Regions from separate parts of the Mus musculus genome. Here region 1 is linked to region 2. A link is a loop called in an ENCODE intact Hi-C map of the cell type or tissue named here. Cell type or tissue: heart. All regions are shown on one strand. Each heading gives the region's core, and the rest is flanking DNA. Links, peaks and the distances in the headings are about the cores only. Region 1 has its middle 38 kb from the start of Gm40304. Region 2 has its middle 19 kb from the start of Gm40304.

Evidence for each region. Hi-C counts contacts between places; a loop is a spot of excess contacts. Peaks named below come from ENCODE experiments on the same cell type or tissue, not always from the same donor. Only the 100,000 strongest peaks of a DNase experiment are listed, where the experiment ranks them.
Region 1: it touches region 2 in a loop (1.8-fold over the local background); 2 of 42 quality-filtered maps call a loop at or near these places.

What each region holds. Positions count from the first base shown.
Region 1 is chr5:53,505,149-53,513,483 of GRCm38, forward strand. No RefSeq gene overlaps it. Among named protein-coding and RNA genes, the nearest start is that of Gm40304, 38 kb to the right of the region's middle. In heart, for the core only: no CTCF peak of the experiment used is centred there; DNase peaks (open chromatin) are centred at 4,503 and 6,433; H3K27me3 peaks cover 2,693 bases.
Region 2 is chr5:53,561,508-53,569,842 of GRCm38, forward strand. It overlaps a transcript of Rbpj not described here. Among named protein-coding and RNA genes, the nearest start is that of Gm40304, 19 kb to the left of the region's middle. In heart, for the core only: no CTCF peak of the experiment used is centred there; no DNase peak of the experiment used is centred there; H3K27me3 peaks cover 260 bases.

The sequences.
Region 1 (8,335 bases), core at 161-8,160, 56 kb before region 2:
TCTCTCTCTCTCCATATCCCCATCTCTCTCTCTTTTTGTGAGACTGAGTCTCACCTAGAGCTGGTTGGCCTCAAACTGAGACTACATATTCAAGAATGATGTTGAAATTCTGGTGATCTTGTCTCCTAAGTGGTAGGATTGCAGGTGTATCAGTTGCCATGATAAAAAAACAAACAAACAAACAAACAAAAACAAAAAACAAAAAAAACCACCACCAAAGTAACTTATAGAAGAAAAAGGATATTTGGACTGAAGGTTCCAGAAAGATTAGGCTTCATCTTAGGAGGGAGGCATGGCAACAGGAGTGATACCAAGAGCATGGAGCCCAAAGCTCACATCTTAAACACAAGCAGAGTAGAGACAGTGAACTGAGCATGACAGGGAGTGATAAACTCACAAAGCCTGCCACCAGTGGCACGTACTTCCTCCAGCAAGACCACACCTCTAAAACCTTCCTCAGCACTGGTGGGGAAAATGGACCACAGAGAGATAACGGTAAAAACTTGGGGCAGTACCATTTTTGTGCAAACTGGGTCAAGACCTCCAGGGACTGACCCTATGGTTCTGTGACCTTTACAATAAGAATGAATTCTATTGCCAGACCGAGCTCAGGCGAGAGCCTACGGAAGCATCTGTGATAAGCATAAGGATAGATTCTATTGGTGGAGGAGGGGCTTGTTCTAGTCATTTCCGAGACAAAGTTTAGGGTTAGGGCCTAAACAATGCTCAGGATATTGAGGGATTTAGGAAGGCTCACAGAATAGCAAGAAGATCATCTGGTTAATTGGCCACTTTACACTCTGGCATTCCAGTCATCATTCATTTCCTTCCGCTGAAGAAAGCGGCCCCAGCAATTGACAATCCTAGTTTCTCCACTGCTTATTCCAAGCTGTGTTCCCTACAGCTAGGGATGAAGAGCTCTAATTCCTCAGCCTGTAGGGGATATTCACATTTAAACCATCACAGCAGGTATGTGCCACCAAACCTAGTTTCTGCTGCACTGGTAACCAAAGCAAGGGATTTGAGCTCACTAGACAAGTATTTGACCAACTGAGCTACATCCCCAACCCTGGAGTTACTTGCAATTTACAAAGTGGTTGATGAGTCCTTTCTGAAAAGTGTGGAATAGAACCAACTATGAGAAAGGATCTCTTCAAGTGCTTTTGAAGAGAACATAGCTCTTGCAAATGTCCCCAGAGCACAGGTCCGAACTATAAAGGAACAACAGATTGACAAGTGAGGATACTGTGCAAAGATTACAGAAGAGGCTTTTAGAGATAGAATTATTGCAAATAGAAATATTGGCAGGAGCTAGAGCCACCGTAGCTTGGGAGCCATGGTCATGGCTTTAAGTATATTGAAAATCCATTAAAGGGGGCTGGTGAGATGGCTCAGTGGGTAAGAGCACCCGACTGCTCTTCCAAAGGTCTGGAGTTCAAATCCCAGCAACCACATGGTGGCTCACAACCATCTGTAACGAGATCTGACGCCCTCTTCTGGTGTGTCTGAAGACAGCTACAGTGTACTTACATATAATAAATAAATAAATATTTAAAAAAAAAAAAAGAAAATCCATTAAAGGATCTTTTTAAACAGGGCATTGTTGAGATTAGATTTATTTCTGGAAAAATGACTCTGGGTAAGAAGCCATCCGTGAGAGGAAGCCGTGGACCCAGAAGGAAGGCTATCCAAGACAGAGGACAACATCCGAACTTAGGGAGAGGTGTGGAGGTGAGGAAGGTGGGCCACCCGGATGGAGGTTCATTCTGAAAATACAACTATCAAAGATGGCTGTTGGGAGTCGTGGCAAAGGAGAACACGAGATTGTTACTTGAATCTTGGACTTTTGCAAAGTCATGTACTTTATTGAGATAAAAAAGACTAGAAATGCACAGATTTCATTGGGGGGAATCAAGGGACTATTCCATTTGTGGAAGGGCCAAAGGGGCTGTTACAGAGCCCGACTGAATCGTGTTTCCAGTTGCATTCTGCCTGTTTAAGGTGGAAGTGGATCTCATTTTGCCCTGGGAGCATTTGCATGACATTTAAACATCCCCTGAGATTCTAAGAGTCACATGCTGAGAAAACCGGGGACTGCTTCACTTTGAATATGCTTCCCCAAAAAGCCATGCTTGGGAATCATCCCTGGAGTCCTGTGTTCATGGAATTTGAAAGTGGGGTCTTTGGGGGAAGAAAAAGAAATCAGGCCCTTGTGGTGACATTAATAGCTCCATTAGAAGAGTGAGTGTGAGACTGGCATTAACACACTTAGTCTCTGCCATGTGTGAGTCCGATCTTCTAGTCTCTGAGAAGGCACCTAACTGTTGGATTTAGGACCTACCTGGCTAATCTCTTCTCACGATCTTTAAGGCGGTTACTGTTCCAGTTTCATTTGGTTGCCATGGTAAGCACTCTGACCAAAGGCGGTTTCAGGGAAGAATGGCTTCATATGTCAGCCAATCATCGTTGAGGGAAGCCAGGGCAGGAAGTTAAAGCTGAAACCATGGAGGAATGCTGCTTTGCTGACTTGTTTACAGGTTCAGCTTAGCTAAACTTCATACACAGCTAAGGTCCACCTGCCCAGGGAATGGTGCTGCCCACAGTGGGTTGCCCCCTTCAACACCAATTAACAACCAAGACAACATAAAGGCGATTTTGATGTGGATAGTACTTTAACCAAGACTCCCTTCTCAAATGACTTTGTCAAGTTGACAGTCAAAGCTAAGTAGGGCAATTATATCTGTCAAGATTTGTTTGTTCAAACCATGCCATATCTTACAGGTCCTAGATACATATATTTCTGGGGTACCATGTTTCAACTACCCCAAGTGTACATAGGGATGTAATTGCTTTTATTCTGGAATATTTTCTAACTAGGACCTGGAAAGTGAGCATGATTTAGGAAGTAAATGGAATTGAATGAAAAAAGAGGCAAGTCAGAAGAGAATGCAGAGCCTCCCAGGACATGTATGAAGATAAGTGGCACACAATAAAGGCTGAACCCTACTGCTGTGGGCCCCCAGGCTCTGGAAAGATGTTTAAACTTGGTAGCAGTGGGAAGTTACTAGAGTGTACTAATCTGAAAGAGGTCATAACTGGTGTACATTGGAAGGGGGGAAATGAATGCTTTGTAGAGAACAGAGGAGAGGAGAGAAGTAGGGTTAGACAGGCCAGGTGAAGTGCTCTTTGGAAGTCTGGGGGAAACATGGTGTTGGTCTAGACCGGATGAGAAGCAGAGTTATTTTAGAGTAGAATGGGTGGGTCAGAACCACCAAGCTTTATGGGATCTCCTCTCTCCCAGCCACATATTTAATTAGTCATATTGAGAAAGGCAATACGGAAAGTCCGGGCTTTATTGTGGCCTGAAAAAAGTCATTTTAAAAAAGAAGTCAACCTTTATAAATTATTCCAAAAGGCTCCAAGGAGGTTTTGTTGAGGAGGATAAAGGAAACTTACACTGATTGGTACTGAATTCGCTCTGAAAATATCCCTTCCTTTTCCATTCAGCTCTATGGTCTCGTGGCCTTGAAGAACAGCGCTGGTGTAATTTGGAAGTTTTACTAGCCTCTGCATGGAATATGTGGCTGTGCGGTTATTTCAAGTATTCTCAGTCTGTTTTTTTTATGGTCTGAGCTATTTTAGCCAACAGTCCATTGCTAGGAGGACAGAAGCCCAATTAGGGTCTTCAGGAATCTTAGGACCCAGCAACTTGGATGTAACTCACCCTGACCCCGGCCGGAGTTCAGGGCAGAACATCAGTCTTCTACGAATAACTGGGGAATGGGCTTCTAAGCCACAGCAGAGAGCCCTTCATCTTGGTGATGCTATTTGCATTCAATGTAAAACTTAAAGTGGATGGAAAATTTGCCTGGCTGGAAAAAAAAAAAAAAAAACAGCAAAAATGCATCCCAAGTATTTGGTATTTTCATCCAATTCCTTCCACTATGACATATAACTTCTGAATTTCCACCTCCCCTCTAAGGGTCTGTCTGCTCCGTGGCCAAACTCCGCTCAAGGTTTGCCCTGGGTTGGAACTGACCTTATAGTATTATGGGTTGACCTGATCTGCCCTCACTGTTCCCTCAGAGAACTAAGCTCAGGTCTTTGGATATGTGTGGCTTCTACAGAGCGTTAGTGGTGTTGGGCTTGGTGATCTATTCTATAAATTCTCCTGCGTAGGAGATCTGTGCTCAAAGGCACTGGGAAAGGCAAGCAAAACAGAACAGGGCAGGCCCTCTCTGCTTCATTGAAAGGCTGCAGGCTCATGCTGATGGAAGTGCTGTTGATCACCCACCCTGAGCTTTGTATGGGGAACTGGGGAGACATGAGCAAATCTCACCTCCTGACCTTCAGGGTGGGGTTGTCCCTAGCTCTGGAGCTGGGGCTCCGTTCTGTTTAAGTGAGGATTTATTTGGGTTAGGAGACTCCATGGTAATCAGGATGCCAGTCCCCACCCAGCTACGTGCAGACAGAGCTCCCTACCGCTCATGGGGAAATAACCACAGACGGATTCTGGATGATGTAACCTAGAGAGAATCGAGCAGATGATTCTAGCGACGGAAGTGAAAGTTGATCCCGGCCCTGTGGCCGAGCTTTTGGAAACTCCCTGAGAAGCACCCTGTAGTACTAAGAACCCAAAGGACACATTCCAAGTCCAAGCAAGGTCACAGCACCAGGCTTGGTGGACTCTGCTGTTCTCGGTGCTATTGTCACAGTTTTTAGATGTGCAGTTCCCTATGGGCTGAACGTCTCATCACTGTGCAAGCAGTCCCATGTCTTCTCTGTCATGCCCTCAGTCTTTTACACAGTAGCCATTTAACAACCCTCATAGCAGAAGGAAAATCAGCTTTTGCTAGGCAAAGGCCCTAGAAGGGTTTCTATATGGGGGTGGGACAAATTGGCCACAGAGATGCCAAGAGATGACACCCTAAGGAGCCATAGACCTAGCAGCACAGTCTGGTGGCTTCTGCTCACCAGCCAATGTACTCAGAGTGAGCTCTTGGAGAGCTCAGAAACAGCTGCAGGGTAGGTGTCCCTGCCTCCCCCGCTCTGGGCTCTCCATTTCTAACTCTCAACTGGAAAGATACAGAAGTCACGGAGAGCTAACCTCATCCCAAAAAGGACTTGGAGAAATTTTCAGAGATAATAGTGTTAGATAAAGTAAATTTAGGAAAAAAAAATTAAAATAAGGGAAAATAAGGATGGAACTTCAAGTTGGGGGTCAAACAGAGGGGGAAGGAATTCTACATTCTTTGTTATGTCACGAGGAGATGGTCCTTATGGCACTGGGAAGCAAGAATTGCTAGTCATCCATCTATAACTATGATAAAATAAAATAGACAGCTTCAGAAGAGGGAAAGCTTGCTGGTTCTTGGTATCAGAGGGATTACTCCATGTCTGCTTCATCCTGTTGTGACTGGATGTGTGGCAGCACAGTGCATCTGGAAGCAAAATGAGAGGGAGGAAGAAGTTGGGGTCCTATTATCCCCTCTGAGACCTGCCTCCGATGACCCAACTTCCTCCCTCTACACCCTGCCTCCCAAGGTTGCATCTCATCCCATAGTACCACAAACAGTTTGGTCTAAAACACATTGGTCTGGCAAGGGCAATCCATAGGTGGCCTAAAGTACAAGGGATGGTGACACTTGTGTGTTTCTTTAGCCCCAGAATACTTGGGAACATAGATGAGGCCAAAAAATATGCCCCAGGAAGGGACTATCTTGGTATCCATGATACCCTGAGGTTTGAAGTGTTTCTGCCACTGAGCACTGGGTAACCAGACAAGAGTCCACATTCCTACTCCTCATCTGACTATGGATACCATTATTATTTAAATTTTCTGAGCTTCAGGGATAGCATTAAGGGCCATTGTGAGCATCTAACTGCCCAAGAGTAAAATGTGAACATGCGTGACTCCTTATACACCAAGTAATATTCTGACTGCCTACATTTAAAACTTCTGAAACAGGTAGGGGCTTCTCTGATACATGTTCTGCAAACAAGGAAAATACTGAAGTATATCTTCTACTGCAATTTTGATTTTGTAAATTTGAATACTGACTGAACATAAAGCCACTGGGCATTTCGGAAGGCACTGAGATACATTAGTGAAAAGAAACAGAGCCTGGGCTTTATCAGAACTTACCTGCAGGGCATTTAGGGGACTTAGTGACAAGTCCAGTGATAGACGGTGGTCACAGTGCCTCCTGCCTGCCCCCCACCCCGCAGGACTGAGAGAAGGAGGGGTCAGGTTGAGTTGCCCTGCACTGAGTCACAGGTCCAGGGTTCTGTTACTCCCTGAGAGCCTTCACACACTTAGACAGGAGCACTTAGGACAGCCATCTCCATCATTAGAAAAGAGGAACTCGAGGACGAAGGGGTTAAGGTGTTTCTTCCAGATGGTCCACCCAGTGCTCAGGGACACAGCCAGGAGCTGAGCATCACTGGCCAGTGGTTAGGTCACTAGGAGGAAATTCTTCAGAGGCCCAACGCATATTTTGGCCCTTATTCCTATACTATCTAGCAATTGCATCATCCGCTGGGAACAGTTTGCTTGCTTGAATGTGTGTGTGTGTGTGTGTGTGTGTGTGTGTGTGTATACTTTTTTTCATTAAATTTTAACTAATGTATCAAAATCTTTCCCTTTAGAGTCTAGATTGGGAAAATTCTAGTTTTCTGGGTGTTCTAAAAAGATGACTCATCTAGGGGAACCCTGTTAGTAGACAAGCAGAGAAACACTGAAGAGGCCAGGAAGGCTGAAGTATCTTCAGAACTAAGATCAGCATAAGCCCATTATGAGAGGGAATCTTATGATCCCTGGGCTAGAAATCTGCAGTAGATGTTGAGATTTAAAAAGTGAGAGTAGGACACACTATTGGGCAGTGAGAGACCAACACTGAACAGACTGGCTGGAAGCTGGTAGGTTCCCATGACATGCTTGCTTATTGGAACGATGAGTGAACCAGTGGATCCAGTCAGAACCCTGCCACCCCGGCAGCGGCTCCTGAAAGCTGCAGAGTAAGAAAGCAATCTGCAAGAGGCATTGTGGGGCATAAAACACGTTAGCTGTTTCCTGCGCAGACTTAAGCAGTAGGGAACTTGACTAATTCTAAATGGCCGATGTGTTTGTATGAGGGCCACTACATCTTGCTGGACAGACACACAGGATGTGAGTGTGTATACATGTGTGTGTGTGTATAGTTTTTTCATTAATTTTAACTATGCGAAGTGAAGTATGAAGACAAATGAGGCACACACCATGAAACCAAGGCAGTCACAAACAAATGGACCCATGGTAAAGTCTGTCTCACTTTGTCAAGAACTGAGAGAGTGGACTAGTTCCTCTGAGAAAAGAACTATTTACTTCATCTGACAGTCAAAGGAAAGCTGAATCAAAGGGGTATGTTTGAAAGGAGCATAAGCAGAGAGCACCAGCCTGACAAGGCAGGGACAAAGGGAATAGAAGATTTAGAAGAGCAGAGTTAAAGTAGAGGAGCCAGTGCTAGAGATAGCTGAGCTGGGTGCTAAAGGGATTTGGGCTCTGTCAGAGTTCAATCCTGAATGTCTCCCACTGGCCCCTGTAGTGAAAGCTTCACCACTCAGCCCATGGCACTGTTCAGGGTGATGGACTCTGTCACTGGTGAGTTCCACTGGGAAGAAGTTAAAGCTTTGAACATACTCTTCAACAGGATATGGGGACTCAGTTTCCTTTCTTTCTCTTCAGCTTCCTGGCTGCCTCAAGCTTTCTTTCTCCACTGTGCTATCCTGCTATGATATACTCTACGGTCACCAGCTCAAAGCAACAAGCCACCCTACTGTCAACTGAACCCTCCCAAACTGGCAATACTAACAAACCCTTTTCTTTTCTTTTCTTTTCTTTTCTTTTCTTTTCTTTTCTCTTTTCTTTTCCTCTTCTCTTCTCTTCTCTTCTCTTCCTTTCCTTTTCTCTTTTCTCCTTTCTTTCTTTCTTTCTCTTTCTTTCTTTCTTTCTTTCTTTCTTTCTTTCTTTCCTTCCTTCCTTCCTTCCTTCTTCCTTCCTTCCTTCCTTCCTTCTTTTTTTTTTTTTGAGTTCATTGTCCCATATTTTATCACAGCAACTGGGATACAAAACCCAAGAGCTACTTCAGTCTTGGTGCGTTAGGTGATTCAAGCCACTTGGTACGTGCTTCCTAAAATAGTCTCCCAATCAGGACCTTAAGGATCATTTTCAGTAAATCAAAAGTAAAACAGTTCTCCAGAAGCAGCCACAGAATGTTGAAGTTCAAAGCTCGGTGCTACCTTCAAGTTGGAAAGTCAACCTCTAAGACGTTTCTGGTCCTGTCTGTTACAGTTCTGT
Region 2 (8,335 bases), core at 285-8,284:
GTATGGGAAGTTTTAAATCTCAGTGTAACATAAATCTGATGTCTCTTTCTATCTCTCTGTCTGTCTTTCTGTGTCTCTGCCTCTATCTCTTTCTCTGTCTCTGTCTCTCTTTGTCTCTCTCTCTCTCTCTCTCTCTCTCTCTCTGACTCTATTTGTCTCGTGTGTGTGTGTTGGACTTCACTGTGAAATCTGGGCAATCAGACAATCCCTAAATTCTGTTTCAGCTGAAGACATCTCTCGTCCTTTCAAGCTTTTTTTCTGGGGATAGTGGTCCAGGCAGTGTAACTCCTTGAAGGACATGCCAACTATAAACTCTGCAGTTCTATTGATGCACCAAATGCATGGTCAAACTTGGCAATATGTTTGAGATAGTTTGTATTAAGGGCAAAGTCAGTCCCAACATCAAAAGAGTGGGTGGATGTCACTGTTAAAATCTCAGGATACAACATGATTCTTAGTGTAGACCAGTGTGCCCTTTAGAAGACCTTTCCATGCAAGGTTTCTCTGGGTAGCCTTGGCTGTCCTGGAACTCACTCTGTAGACCAGGCTGGCCTCGAACTCAGAAATCCACCTGCCTCTGCCTCTTAAGTGCTGGGATCAAAAGCGTGTGCCACAGTTGCCTGGCTAGATTTGTATTTTATGTGCATATGAGTCTCGTCTGTATGTATGAGCACTACATGCATGTTTGTGTTCAAGGAGGCCAGAGGAGGGCATCAGAGTTCCTAGAACTGAAGCTACAGATGGTTGTAAATCACCATTGGGCACTGGGAATCAAACCCAGGTCCTCTGGAAGAGTAGCCAGTGCTCTTAACTTCTAAGCCACCACTCCAGCCATGCCACTACCTTTTAAAAAAGCTTAGTCCACATGTCAGGTCGGATCCACAAGTGGCCTGTTCAGAGTTTATGACTGAGCTCAGGGATCACCTGGCTCCCAGGCTAGTTCGTGCCAGCAGCTGCCAGAATAATGCTCTAGTCCCTTCCATGGAGTCACCTATAGTCTTCTAAGGACCAGTTGATATCTTACACCATGGTCATGAATTCCCTCATGTTGCCAAAACTGTCACTGATGACTAAAATGCTAAGCAATTGGTGGTGCAAAAAGCACTGTTAGTGACCATGACTCACACATTTTAGATATGGGCATCAATCAGCTTAGGGGCAGAAATGTTGGACCTTTGGGTCCATGCTTTCAAGTGAGTCCAGCTTTCACGGTTGTAGTAGAAATGCCAGAGATCCCTCCAATATATTCAGCACTGGCATCCTCCCATTTGATGAAGGCAGGGCCTTCTTAAAGATGAACATAAGTTTTCTATTGACAGCCAGGCGGTGGTGGTACACGCCTTTAATCCCAGCACTCGGGAGGCAGAGGCAGGTGGATTTCTGAGTTCGAGGCCAGCCTGGTCTACAAAGTGAGTTCCAGGACAGCCAGGGCTACACAGAGAAACCCTGTCTCGAATAAAAAAAAAAAAGTTTTCTACTGACGAGATAGATGTCCCATTCTCAGCCTTGGCTGTGCCATTACACTCACTATTGGTGGAATCACACTAGAATAGTATATCATGCAATTGCTATCAATGAAAGATCACTGATGACCACAATATCTTCTGGCTACCAACTCCCGTTCTGGACAAATCAACTGCTCTGATCTTGGAAGAAAGCTGCAGGACGTGAAAAGATGTGATTGTCTGTCAATCAGGGCATGGTGGTGAGGCATGACTCATATTTTTGAAAGATCATCCCAGATGACCTGGTGATCTGGGATAGTTGACACACACACCTATGATCCCAGAACTGAGAAGCTGAAGTCAGAGAATTGAGAGTTTCAGGCTAAGCTGTGTTAGCAGTAAGGCCCTATTTCCAAAAGACCAAACAAGCAGACAAAAGCAGGTGTGCTATGAAAGGTGGACTGCAGGAGAAGAAGATAGAAGACTAGAGTGGAAGGGTAAGGGCTGCTCAACCAGGTCTACACCCAAGGCGTGATGCTGCAGAGCTTTGCCCATGGCATGAAACTAGAAGGACGGCATAATTACATAATGACAGTAGCTCATTGCACTCCCAAAAGGCTTATCAGACGAGGATAATTGAGAAAATGGCTTCTTCCCACTTAGCACCATTATCAGAGCACCTGAATTAACGAGCCCAGTAAATCCAGAAAGACAAATGGAGCCAGCGCTCCTTCCTCCAGGAAAGTCTTTCCGATGCGTTGAAGGCTGCTTTTACAGGAACCGTCTGAGCCCTAGAATTGGCAGTTTCAGTAACTCCACCCGTAGACCAGAAAAAGTGAGTAACATTTAGCAAAGTGATCTCCCACTGTAGTTATAGGAATGCAAGGTTGTCAAGTCCAACCTGCCTGGCTTCTGGAAGGGCTGCTACTCCCAACCCCCTTTATTTAGAGCACTAAGTAGCTGAGAGGAGACCTTAGCATAAAACTCCACTGTTGAAGCTAAGCTTGGGATTGCTGCTGGTGTTCTTATTTTAGGACTGTGTTAAGCTCAAAACTAGTCAATAGTTTAGCAAAGAAGGGTAGTATTTATTTCCTAATGTTTTATAAAGGCTTTGAGGATTCTTGTCAGAGAGGAACAGCTAAATATGTCCACCTGATATGATAGCAAATGTCTTATTTTATTAAACATTAAATTGTTTTATTATTTTATTGTTTTTATCCTATTTTTTTCCTAAGTAGAGCATTTTCCTTTGTACCTAAGAGGAACAGTATTTGCAGTGGTCCTCTACAACACCCTCTCTGATGATCAAGGTCAAAAATCAAATAAGCCCTCAATTCGGAGGCTGTAAGTCATTCTGTTAACAAGAAACAGCCATTGCAAAGCACTCTGTCGCTTTCCAGGTTGGAGTATCAGTCAGACAGAGACTCAATGCAATCGCTTCTTGGCGGACTCTGCTGCCCGAATGTAAGCTGTGTTCTGTGGGCAACCGTCTGCTTATTTTCTTTTCTGGACAAGTGGTTAGCCCATGTTGGATATCCTGTGTTTATGGAATTCCAGAAAGGCTATGTCATAGAAATCGCTGGTGTGCGCGTGCGAACGTGCGTCCGATTTATGGAGAGAAAGTAAACCGAAACAGCTTGTGGAGAAATCCACCCGAAAGCAGTGGCTGAGGTGCCCCTCAGAGATGCGGGGAGAAATCCAGCCGAAAGCGGTGGCCGAGGTGCTCCTCAGACCGGGGCCTTCATTTCCAAGGGCTTTATCCACTATGGTACCTTACCTCATAAGTACCAAGAAGTAAACAATAGATCCAAACGTCAAAGGCTGAGGTGCCCAGCAGAAAAATCATGAAAGCCAGACACATCACTTTATTGTCTATCATTCGTAACACACACACACCAAACAAAAAAAAACCCAAAAAAATAAAAAATACTTCAAGTTGTACTTAAATACAAGAAACCTTAATTTATATTTAAAAGTTGAAATTTTCCCATAAAATCTCAGACAGACGGTTAGAATTAGCATCAGCTTAGAAAATAAACAAAGACATAAGGGACAAGTCTAGGATTGAACAGAAAAGAAGGAATCCTAGAAAAGCTTTTATAATTTAGCTTTTCTTTTCCAACTTCTGAATGAGTTCTGTTCCACTGTTCATTTCAATAAGCTTGACTTTGTGTGAGGAGAGAGATGCAATCTTGGAGTTCAGGGGTTTTGTCTGTGATTTTAACGCCACGATTCACACAGGCACTAAAGAAACTGTTTGTTCTGGTTCCTATAAACTCACTTAATGTTTTAATTCACCTGAACCAACAACCGAATGCCACAGGCCATTTCGAAACAACTTTCCCTCATCATTCAAGGTAGCATGTGCTTTTCATAGTCTTTCAAATACTGATCCCTGAAACAAAACCAAAAACATACCTTTGCCCTGTTTTCTATTCACTGTTCACCGCTGTAATGTAAGTAAGCCCTCTTTGGGGGGGGGGGGGGGAATGCAAAAATGAAGTTTAACCCACAATTGAGTCTTACATCCTGTGGTCTTGGAATTTTAAAATTTCATTCAAAACACACATTATAAACAAACTCTCCCAAATGACCATCTCGAGAGGAATGTGGCAGAAATCCAGAAACAATTGTAATATTTGGACCAAGCATGAGCATAAATAGCCAGTGTGTGTTTTCATGAGGGGGATTATGGCTTGTTTCACAAACCCTACAGGGGATTTGTAGATGGGCAGAGCTCAATTCCATGTCGGTTGAGTGTCTCCAGAAGAAAACAATCCCTTGACAGTCAGTGAAGATGAGCTATTAAAAAGGCTCTCTTTGTTTGTTGGAAGCAGTGGTGTGTGTGTATGTGTGTGTATGTGCATGGGTGTGTGTGTGTGAAATTCACGCCAGGAGCCTTTCACACGCTAGGTGAACACCCTACCACTGAACCCCAGCCCCAGCCCCCAAATATCTTTTTAAACTACTCCTATCTGTTGACTACGAACATTGGAAGGAAACTTTCTGGCCTATAAATAAATGCCTATAACCTCAAGCTCAAAGTTGTATCCGGGGCACCTGATCTTTAGTCTAACGGTGGAGACCGATTCAAGGTGAGCGGGTGCTAGAGAAAGGAACACAAGCAATCTTATGTCTTTTTGTCAGGAATATCCAACCAGTGGAGTCAGTGAGATGCCACCAGGCAGTATCCAGGGGGTGGATGATTTAAAGGAGGATGGAGTCCAGTTGTGCTGCAGGGTCAAACTTCAAAGAGATAAGGTAGGATGGGGAAGCTGTAGAGAGCCTCCTAGTGTGTGCACTAGCCTATGCGAATAGTTCATCTCTCTCCCAGAAAAGTGGCAGTACTTTAACACACACACACACACACACACACACACACACACACACACACACACACGTTGGCATGAGAGTGAAGAACAATTAAGTCAGAGAGTCATTTCAAAATAGTTCTTGGCTCCTTACCTCTGCAGCAAAGTTTAACATGAAGACACCTTGTTATTTCTCCTTTTAGTCCTCAGTAAATTTTAATGGTCTACAAATCCATTATTTCTTCAAAATTTGTTTAGGAGAACAGCCTTATCTAGAGATCTACCATGAATCTCATGCCTATTTTTTTAATAGCACCAACACTCAGAATAGCTCTACAGGAACTGGCAGGATCACCTACTCTAATGAGTAGACCTTCCCACCTCCATGATGTTTCAGTTTCGATTTTAACACACGATTCTGAGAAGCCTGGGTGAACTAATATAGTATCGTAGGCCGCTGGGTTTTAATCATCGTGAAGTGAAAATGCATCGCCTCTCTGGGAGGGACAAAGGAAAGTAGAGGTTCTTCTTAGGAACCCTGTGAAGCTTGCCAGGCCCAAGCAGGAAACATCGAGCAGCTTCTCAGAAGACAGAGCCAAGACCACGTTAGAATTATCTGGTACCCATCAGCATCATGGGCTGATAATTATCTCTGAGGGTTAGTTAGCATGGTCGATGTGTGATCTGCAAGGCAAAAGTGGGGCCTCGGGACTCTCGAGTTTGTACTTCAGAGTGAAGCGGTTATGTCCAAGTTCCTTCACATACCCAACTCCTTGTGCCACGCTTAAGTCCCTTTTAAAGTCGATTCGACAATGCAAAAGCAGGGTTGGGCAAACAGTGGAGGTGGTACAAACAGGTTTGGGCTCAGGGAGAAGATAACCATCTTTAGCATCTGTTTCTGTCCTTCCCTCTTCCTGCTACCCCTTGTCTCTTCTCTGAAGTCCTGGAGCTTGAGCCCAGGACCTCATGCCATACCAAGGAGCCAGCTCTGCGCAGAGCCGTTAGACATCGCCAGCCTTGATTTTTATCTGCATCTGACCTGGGGTATCCCAGGATAAATCAGTTGAATTTTGGATTCGCATTTCACCTCTCAATAGGGATAAAAAGCACCCGATGCTTGCAGAGCCCAGGGCGTATGCACATTCACTCAAAGGAGTCTGTAATACCAAAGCTAATGATTGGTATCAAGACACACTGCACTTCTTACTTTTCCCATGTAGCTTTCACCAAGGAACAGTAGAAAGAGCCAAACCTATAAACTCTGAAAGAGTGTACTATCAACCGAGTGCTGGAGTTTATCAAGTGAACTCCAAATTGAGGGTTATTGTTTTCTGCTCAGGTGTCTGACAACCTTCCTATTGGAGTGCAGACTTAAAGTACTTTGATCATCTTTTTTTGTTTTTTGTTTTGTTTTGTTTTTTTGTTTTTGTTTTTTCGAGACAGGGTTTCTCTGTGTAGCCCTGGCTGTCCTGGAACTCACTTTGTAGACTAGGCTGGTCTCGAACTGCCTGCCTCTGCCTCCCGAGTGCTGGGATTAAAGGTGTGTGCAACCATGCCCGGCTTACTTTGATCATCTTAACTGAGTCAAATTCACTAGTAGGTAAAAGAAAGTTTTATTATGAGGCCAGCTGGCCTGTGTGAAGTGACGTTCCCTTTTTCCCCTAGCATCTGTCACTCCTGCTTAATTTCTTACATGGCTTTATCATCACTGAAAATCCCTTACATATGTCATAGATTGTTCTTGGTGTCCTGGAACTTTGTAGACCTGTAATTCACAGAGATCTGTCTACCTGTCCCTCTGAAGTGCTGGGATTAAAGTTGTGCACCACCGCACCCAGCCCCATATTTGAATTCTTTTTTTTTAAAGATTTATTTATTATATGTAAGTACACTGTAGCTGTCTTCAGACATTCCAGAAGAGGGAGTCACTTGTTACAGATGGTTGTGAGCCACCATGTGGTTGCTGGGATTTGAACTCCGGACCTTGGGAAGAGCAGTCGGGTGCTCTTACCCACTGAGCCATCTCACCAGCCCCCCATATTTGAATTCTTAATACAAATTCCCCAAGAACAGCTCCACTTCCAGTTCAGCCCTGTTACCCAGTTCCTGCCTCATTCATAGTAAGCATTCAACAAATATTATTTTTGAGTTAATAAGTGTCGGGGTGAAAGTTAGTAAGACGAAAGGGAGGTGAGCTAAATGAGACCATCAGATTCTTGAAAGACTGACTTGCGTTCTTGGTAAAACTGCCTGATGGAAAATTCAGAAGGTTGTTTTGAGATAGAGTGAGTTTATCTGGCCTTTGGTCCTAGGCAGAGATCTTCACCGATAACCTTTAAGGAAAATCACCCTAAAGCATCTAGACACAAAGGGATCCCTTATCTACTGATCTATAGCCTGACCTTAAGAGTGAGTTCCAAGATGGCCAGGACTACACTGAGCTACGTGGGTCTGCTTTGTACCAGACATGTGAGCTGAGTATCATGGTTAATTTCCCTACCGACAGGTGATCTCAGAAGTTAAGGCATATAAGCGAAGTTCCCAACTAGCACCAACTAAAATCTGGCCTTCTTTCCCTGCACCACAATCTTTTTTTTTTCCCCCCAAAGACAGGGTTTCTCTGTGTAGCCCTGGCTGTCCTGGAACTCACTTTGTAGACCAGGCTGGCCTTGAACTCAGAAATCCACCTGCCTCTGCCTCCCAAGTGCTGGGATTAAAGGTGTGCGCCACCACTGCCCGGCCCTGCACCACAATCTTATGTTGGGTTAAATCTCATGGTTAAAAGCAACATTATTTTTCTCCTTCAGATTTTTTGATTACTATAAGTGGAAGGTTATTCTGTCCTGGGACTGATAACTCTGATTGCTAGAAACCAAAGTTCATTATAGAATATTCCTGAAAGCCGGGTGTGGTGGCTTACACCTTTAATCCTAGCACTTGGGAGGCAGAGTGAGGTGAATCTCTGAGTCTGAGGCCAACCTGGTCTACAGAGCGAGTTCCAGAATGACCAGTCCTATATAGAGAAATGTGTCTTGAAAAACCAAAGGCAGGGTGGGGTGGGGGGTGAGGCAGAACATTCCGGGAAGATTACTCACAAAACTGATAATAGTATTTTCTTTTTCTGAGGCTGAACATGACCAGAGAGAGTCTGACTTTTCTGTTCATGGAGTGTTGCCAGATAAAGGATAATATTAAACCTTGATTTCAACTGTTGGGAGGTGTAGTTCAATGGTAGCGTACTTGAGCAACCTGTGAGGTCTTAGGTTTAATCCTTGGTTGTGAATACACAAATGAATGAATAAATACACGATGTGAGACAAACAGTTAATAACTGTAGTTTAAGTATACACCAACTAACACATGGGATAAATGCATATCATCTAGGAAGAAAGGATTTAAAATGGGAGAACTTTGGTTCTGGGCACTTAAATAAAGTCAAGAAGCTACTGCTAACCAGATCCCAAATTTTTGCATATGAACCTTTGACCTGGGCTATAGACAACTTCTCCTCACATGCCAGTTGACCTTTGAAATGTTGTTAGCCTCTCCAGACCATCTGCATACAAAACCCCATACCCA